Linked DNA regions of Homo sapiens: region 2 is linked to region 1. Evidence: read pairs that join two places in POLR2A ChIA-PET (ENCODE). Cell type or tissue: B cell. All regions are shown on one strand.

What was found. ChIA-PET counts read pairs that join two places held together with the same protein. Peaks named below come from ENCODE experiments on the same cell type or tissue, not always from the same donor. Only the 100,000 strongest peaks of a DNase experiment are listed, where the experiment ranks them.
Region 2: POLR2A ChIA-PET joins it to region 1 with 9 read pairs; 2 of 35 experiments call an interaction of 5 or more read pairs at or near these places.

What each region holds. Positions count from the first base shown.
Region 1 is chr12:124,550,749-124,553,248 of GRCh38, reverse strand. The region is part of intron 1 of NCOR2 (nuclear receptor corepressor 2); the gene reads left to right. Among named protein-coding and RNA genes, the nearest start is that of NCOR2, 16 kb to the left of the region's middle. RefSeq lists enhancers at 1,292-1,586, 1,170-1,988 and a silencer at 1,772-2,066. In B cell, no CTCF peak of the experiment used is centred here; DNase peaks (open chromatin) are centred at 1,448 and 2,434; H3K4me3 peaks cover 574 bases; H3K27ac peaks cover 2,133 bases.
Region 2 is chr12:124,339,671-124,342,170 of GRCh38, reverse strand. NCOR2 (nuclear receptor corepressor 2) reads left to right here. Exons shown (of 49, transcript NM_006312.6): 36 at 97-348; 37 at 1,420-1,569; 38 at 1,728-1,877; 39 at 1,967-2,165. Among named protein-coding and RNA genes, the nearest start is that of MIR6880, 3.7 kb to the right of the region's middle. In B cell, no CTCF peak of the experiment used is centred here; no DNase peak of the experiment used is centred here.

The sequences.
Region 1 (2,500 bases):
GCTGGAGGTAATCACAGTGGTCTTTATAAGAAGGAGGCAGGAGGTCAGAGAGATTTGAAGATGCTGCGTTGCTGGCTTTGAGGATGGAGAAGGGGCCATTAGCCAAGGAGTGCAGGCAGCCGCTAGAAGCCATAAAGGGTGATGGACAGGTTCTCCCCTAGAGTCTCCAGACTGGATGCAGCCTACCGACACCTTGAATTTAGCTCTGTTAGATCCATTTCAGACCTTGGATCTCCAAAACTGTAAGGTAATAAACTTATGCTGGCTGGGCACGGTGGCTCACGCCTGTAATCCCCAGCACTTTGTGAGGCTGAGGTGGGAGGATCGCTTGAGGCCAGGAGTTCAAGACCAGCCTGGGGAACACAGTGGGACCCCCTGTCTCTATAAAAAACATAGAAAACTAGCTGGGCATGGTACCTGTGGTCCCAGCTAATCAGGGGACTGAGATGGGAGGGTCACTTGAGCTCTGGAGTTGGAGGCTGCAGTGAGCTGTGATCATGCCACTGCACTCCAGCCCGGGTGACCAAGTGAGACCCTGTCTCAAAAAACCAAAAAACCTCCTAACCCCCCCGAAAAAACTTGTGCTGTTTTAAGTCACCGAGTTTGTGGTCATTGTTACAGAGGATGCTTGCTGCCCCCACAGAGCCTGTGATTTCCCTGTGAACCAGCAACCGGGAACAGGGCCGTGGGTGATGTGGTCATGGAGACAATGGCTGCGTTCCTACCATTGGTGACCTTGGAATTAAGTGACCCCTCAGTTTCTTGACCTTGACCTGGGGGCTGTGGCTGAAGAGCACAGAGTGAAGAGAGAAACCTGCAAACGGTAAAGGGCTGTGCTAGTGAAAAGCAAAATGTAAAAGAAACACACAGAGGCAGAGAGACATTTGTGCTTTCTTTATTCTTTTCTCTTCTTTAGTGGTTTTTTTTTTTGAGACAGGGTCTTGCTCTGTTGCCCAAGCTGGAGTCCAGCTCCATTCGCAGCTCACTGCAGCCTCGACCTCCCAGGCTCAAGCAATCCTCCCATCTCAGCCTCCTGAGTAGCTGGGACTACAGGCACATGTCACCATGCTCTGCCAGTTGTTTTGATTTTTAGTAGAGATGAGGTGTCATTATGTTGCCCGGGCTGGTCTTGAACTCCTGAGCTCAGGAGATCCTCCTGCCTTGGCCTCCCAGAGTGCTGTGGTTACAGGTGTGAGCCACTGCACCCAGCCCCTTTTTACTTTTTCTTTTTTTTTAATCCCTTAAGTCCAGCTGGAGTACCTGGTCCCAATGGTTGACCAGAAAATAAATAAGTCCCCAGCATGTCTCATGACAAGCCACAGTTGATTTCTCCCGGCTGGGTCTCCCATGTGGGCTCTTGGAGCCGCGGCCTTTCCCAAGGGGCGGGTGTTCCGGATTCTCAGAACAGCAGGGCACATGCTGCTGCCTTCCAGCTTATTAAAAAGAGGAAGAAAACGGCCCGCGCCTCCTTCCCCCAGGCCTCTGGGCCTGCATGCAGAAACCTGAAGCCTGCAATTAAGTGAAACTCGATCCTTAGTGGGGAGAGGTTCTCCTGGGCTGCTGGAAGAGACTCCAGGTCCCAGACCCCGAGGAGGACCACTGGCTTGTCACAGACTATGTGGGGTCTTGGGGGCAAAGAGGCGGCCAGGGGAGAGAGGAGAGAGGGAGACCAGGCCGGCCGAGCCTTAGCCCAGGACACCAGACTCGGGGCTGTAAGCTAAGGTGGCTTTTGTTAAAAGAGAAAAAAATGACAGGTGACTTTCAAGTCACGGGAGCCCCCTTCCTGGAGGCCACCGCCTCTCACTGGGGCCTGGGCTTTTCCACGAGCCTCTGTGTATCGCTGCACGGCCTGGGAACCTGCCTTGTCTGTGGACACGTGGATCTGTGCGCGCTGCTCTCCTGTTTGCTACTGGGGGAGCCGTATGACTGCTAGTTTTGTAGGTCAAAAGTGGTCGAGTATTGACAGCTTTGTATATAATTCAGTGCAGTCGTTTTCTCGGCTAGACAAGCGGCAGACCTGAGTGGTTCCAGACACTTTGTTCTCATGCACCTTATCACATGACTCTGCCTCAGTTTCCTAATATGTAAAATGAGGACCTAAGCAGTCCTCACCTTCTAGGGTTGTTTTGAGAATTAGAAGGGTAATAGACACAGCATCCAGAACCGTGGCATTAGCTATCATTATTTTTATCTGTATGATTACAGGTTTTCACCATGTGCTGGTGCAAACCAGCTTTGATCCAGTTGGCTAATTTTAACTTCTTGTAGTATTTTGTCATGGGGATGTGACGTGAGCTTGGTGTGTTTCCTGGAGAAAGCTACTTGGTGCTTGCCATGGGAAGGGGCTGCCGGGGACTTTCTAGAGAGCACCTCTGGGTGCCTGGGTGCCGTGGCCAGTGGATTTGCCAGCTCTGGGCTTCTCCTGGTGATGCCAGGGGTGCTCCACGGGGGCTTTGCTGGGTCAGCCCTCTCTCCATTGAGGTGTGGGCCCCCCTGCCAG
Region 2 (2,500 bases), 210 kb after region 1:
GTCCGGGTGCAGAAGTAGGGGGCATCCAGACAGGTGGAGCGACACCATCAGGCCTAGGTATGGCTGGCCTCACATGAGCTCCCCTCTGCCCCGCAGCCGCTGCCTACTACCTGCCCCGACACCTGGCCCCCAACCCCACCTACCCGCACCTGTACCCACCCTACCTCATCCGCGGCTACCCCGACACGGCGGCGCTGGAGAACCGGCAGACCATCATCAATGACTACATCACCTCGCAGCAGATGCACCACAACGCGGCCACCGCCATGGCCCAGCGAGCTGATATGCTGAGGGGCCTCTCGCCCCGCGAGTCCTCGCTGGCACTCAACTACGCTGCGGGTCCCCGAGGTGAGTGGGTGGGCAGACCACCTCCGCTGGGTTTGGCCTTATTCCCAAAGGACATGGGCGTGCCCCTGTGGCCTCGCGGAGGCAGCTAGACCTGGTCACCTTGTGGGTCACCTTGTGTGAACGGACCTGAGTGGGTGGCCTGGGGTTGTGCGTGCTGTGGGTGCTGGTTGGCATCTGGTAGGTGAGTGCACAGCGTGTGGCTCCTGGCTGCATCCTCAGTGGGTGTGCGTGCATCTGTGTATACTCTTAGGATACAGGGGCCTCAGGAGTTTAAAGATCAAAATGTGGCCGGGCACAGTGGCTCATGCCTGTAATCCCAGCACTTGGGGAGGGCGAGGCAGGTGGATAACAAGGTCAGAAGTTCGAGACCAGTCTGACCAACATGGTGAAACCCGTCTCTCCTAAAAATACAAAAATTAGCCAGGCATGGTGATGCGCACCTGTAGTCCCAGCTACTCACTAGGCTGAGGCAAGAGAATCACTTGAACCCAGGAGGTGGAGGTTACAGTGAGTGGAGATTTTACCATTGCACTCCAGCCTGGGCAACAGGGCAAGACTGTGTCTCGAAAAAAAAAAAAAGATGAAAATGTGAGGCTGTTTGGAGTTTGTTCCTTTGCCTTGTAAACAGCCCACAGCTGCTTTGCGTGCACACGTTCCAGGGCCATCCTCAGAAATGCTTCTGGAATAACCAAGTTCTAGCTGGGGCTCAGCTGGAAAAGCTGAAGTCACACTTAAGTATTTTGAACAGTGAGGATTGAATACAGGGAATGGATTGTGTAGGCGTCAGAGGCTGAAGGGGCACAGAGGGCCTGAGATGGGAACCAGTGAGGGCAGCTGCAGGAGATGCCCCGGCTCGGGCTTGGGAGCAGAAGAGGAGGTGGTACCGAGAGAACCTGAGCATTCAGAAAAGGGTTCCATGGCTGGTGCTGGGAGCCGAGGAGGGAGTGCCTGCCACCAGCTCTGCTGGCTCCAGGAGTGTGTGCCGTGCTCTCCAGGAGGGTGATCTGGCCGGTGGGCAGCCTGGCCTCTCTCCTCCCTGTGGCTACAGCCCTGGCCCAACACCTCCCGCAGGCATCATCGACCTGTCCCAAGTGCCACACCTGCCTGTGCTCGTGCCCCCGACACCAGGCACCCCAGCCACCGCCATGGACCGCCTTGCCTACCTCCCCACCGCGCCCCAGCCCTTCAGCAGCCGCCACAGCAGCTCCCCACTCTCCCCAGGTAGCGCCACTGCCCAGTCTGGGGTGGGGACCCCGGCATCCATGGGAGGCGGCTGGGGGATGGGCGGGCAGAAGCCCTGCTCTCTTTCCCACCCCAGAAGACAAAGCCAGGCTCTTCTTCGGCCCTGGGGCTGAGTCTCTGGCCTTTGGGTTTCCTAGGAGGTCCAACACACTTGACAAAACCAACCACCACGTCCTCGTCCGAGCGGGAGCGAGACCGGGATCGAGAGCGGGACCGGGATCGGGAGCGGGAAAAGTCCATCCTCACGTCCACCACGACGGTGGAGCACGCACCCATCTGGAGACCTGGTAGGGCATCAGAGCCCCCACCCCCCGCTCCGGGACTCCTTGTGGGCCGCAAGAGGCCTCCCCCTGCTGATGCCACTGACTGTCACCAGGTACAGAGCAGAGCAGCGGCAGCAGCGGCGGGGGTGGGGGCAGCAGCAGCCGCCCCGCCTCCCACTCCCATGCCCACCAGCACTCGCCCATCTCCCCTCGGACCCAGGATGCCCTCCAGCAGAGACCCAGTGTGCTTCACAACACAGGCATGAAGGGTATCATCACCGCTGTGGAGCCCAGCACGCCCACGGTCCTGAGGTGGGCCAGGTTGGCATGGGGGAGGGGGCGGGCAGGTGGATGGGTGGTCAGTAGGAGGATGAGCAGATAAGAGGATGCTTGGTGGGAGGTATATGGGAGGTGGGTGGGTGGGCAGATGTGTGGGGGTAGAAGAATAGACTATGTGTGAGTAGTGGATGGGTGGGTGGTCGGGTTAGGTGGGTGTGTGGGTCAGTGGGAAGTTAGGTTAGCTGCGTGGGTGGATGGATGGATGGATGGGGGGGTGGTCGGGTTAGGTGGGTGGGTGGGTCAGTGGAAAGATAGATGGCTGGGTTAGCTGGTTGGATGGGTGGATGATCAGGTTTGGTAGGTAGGTG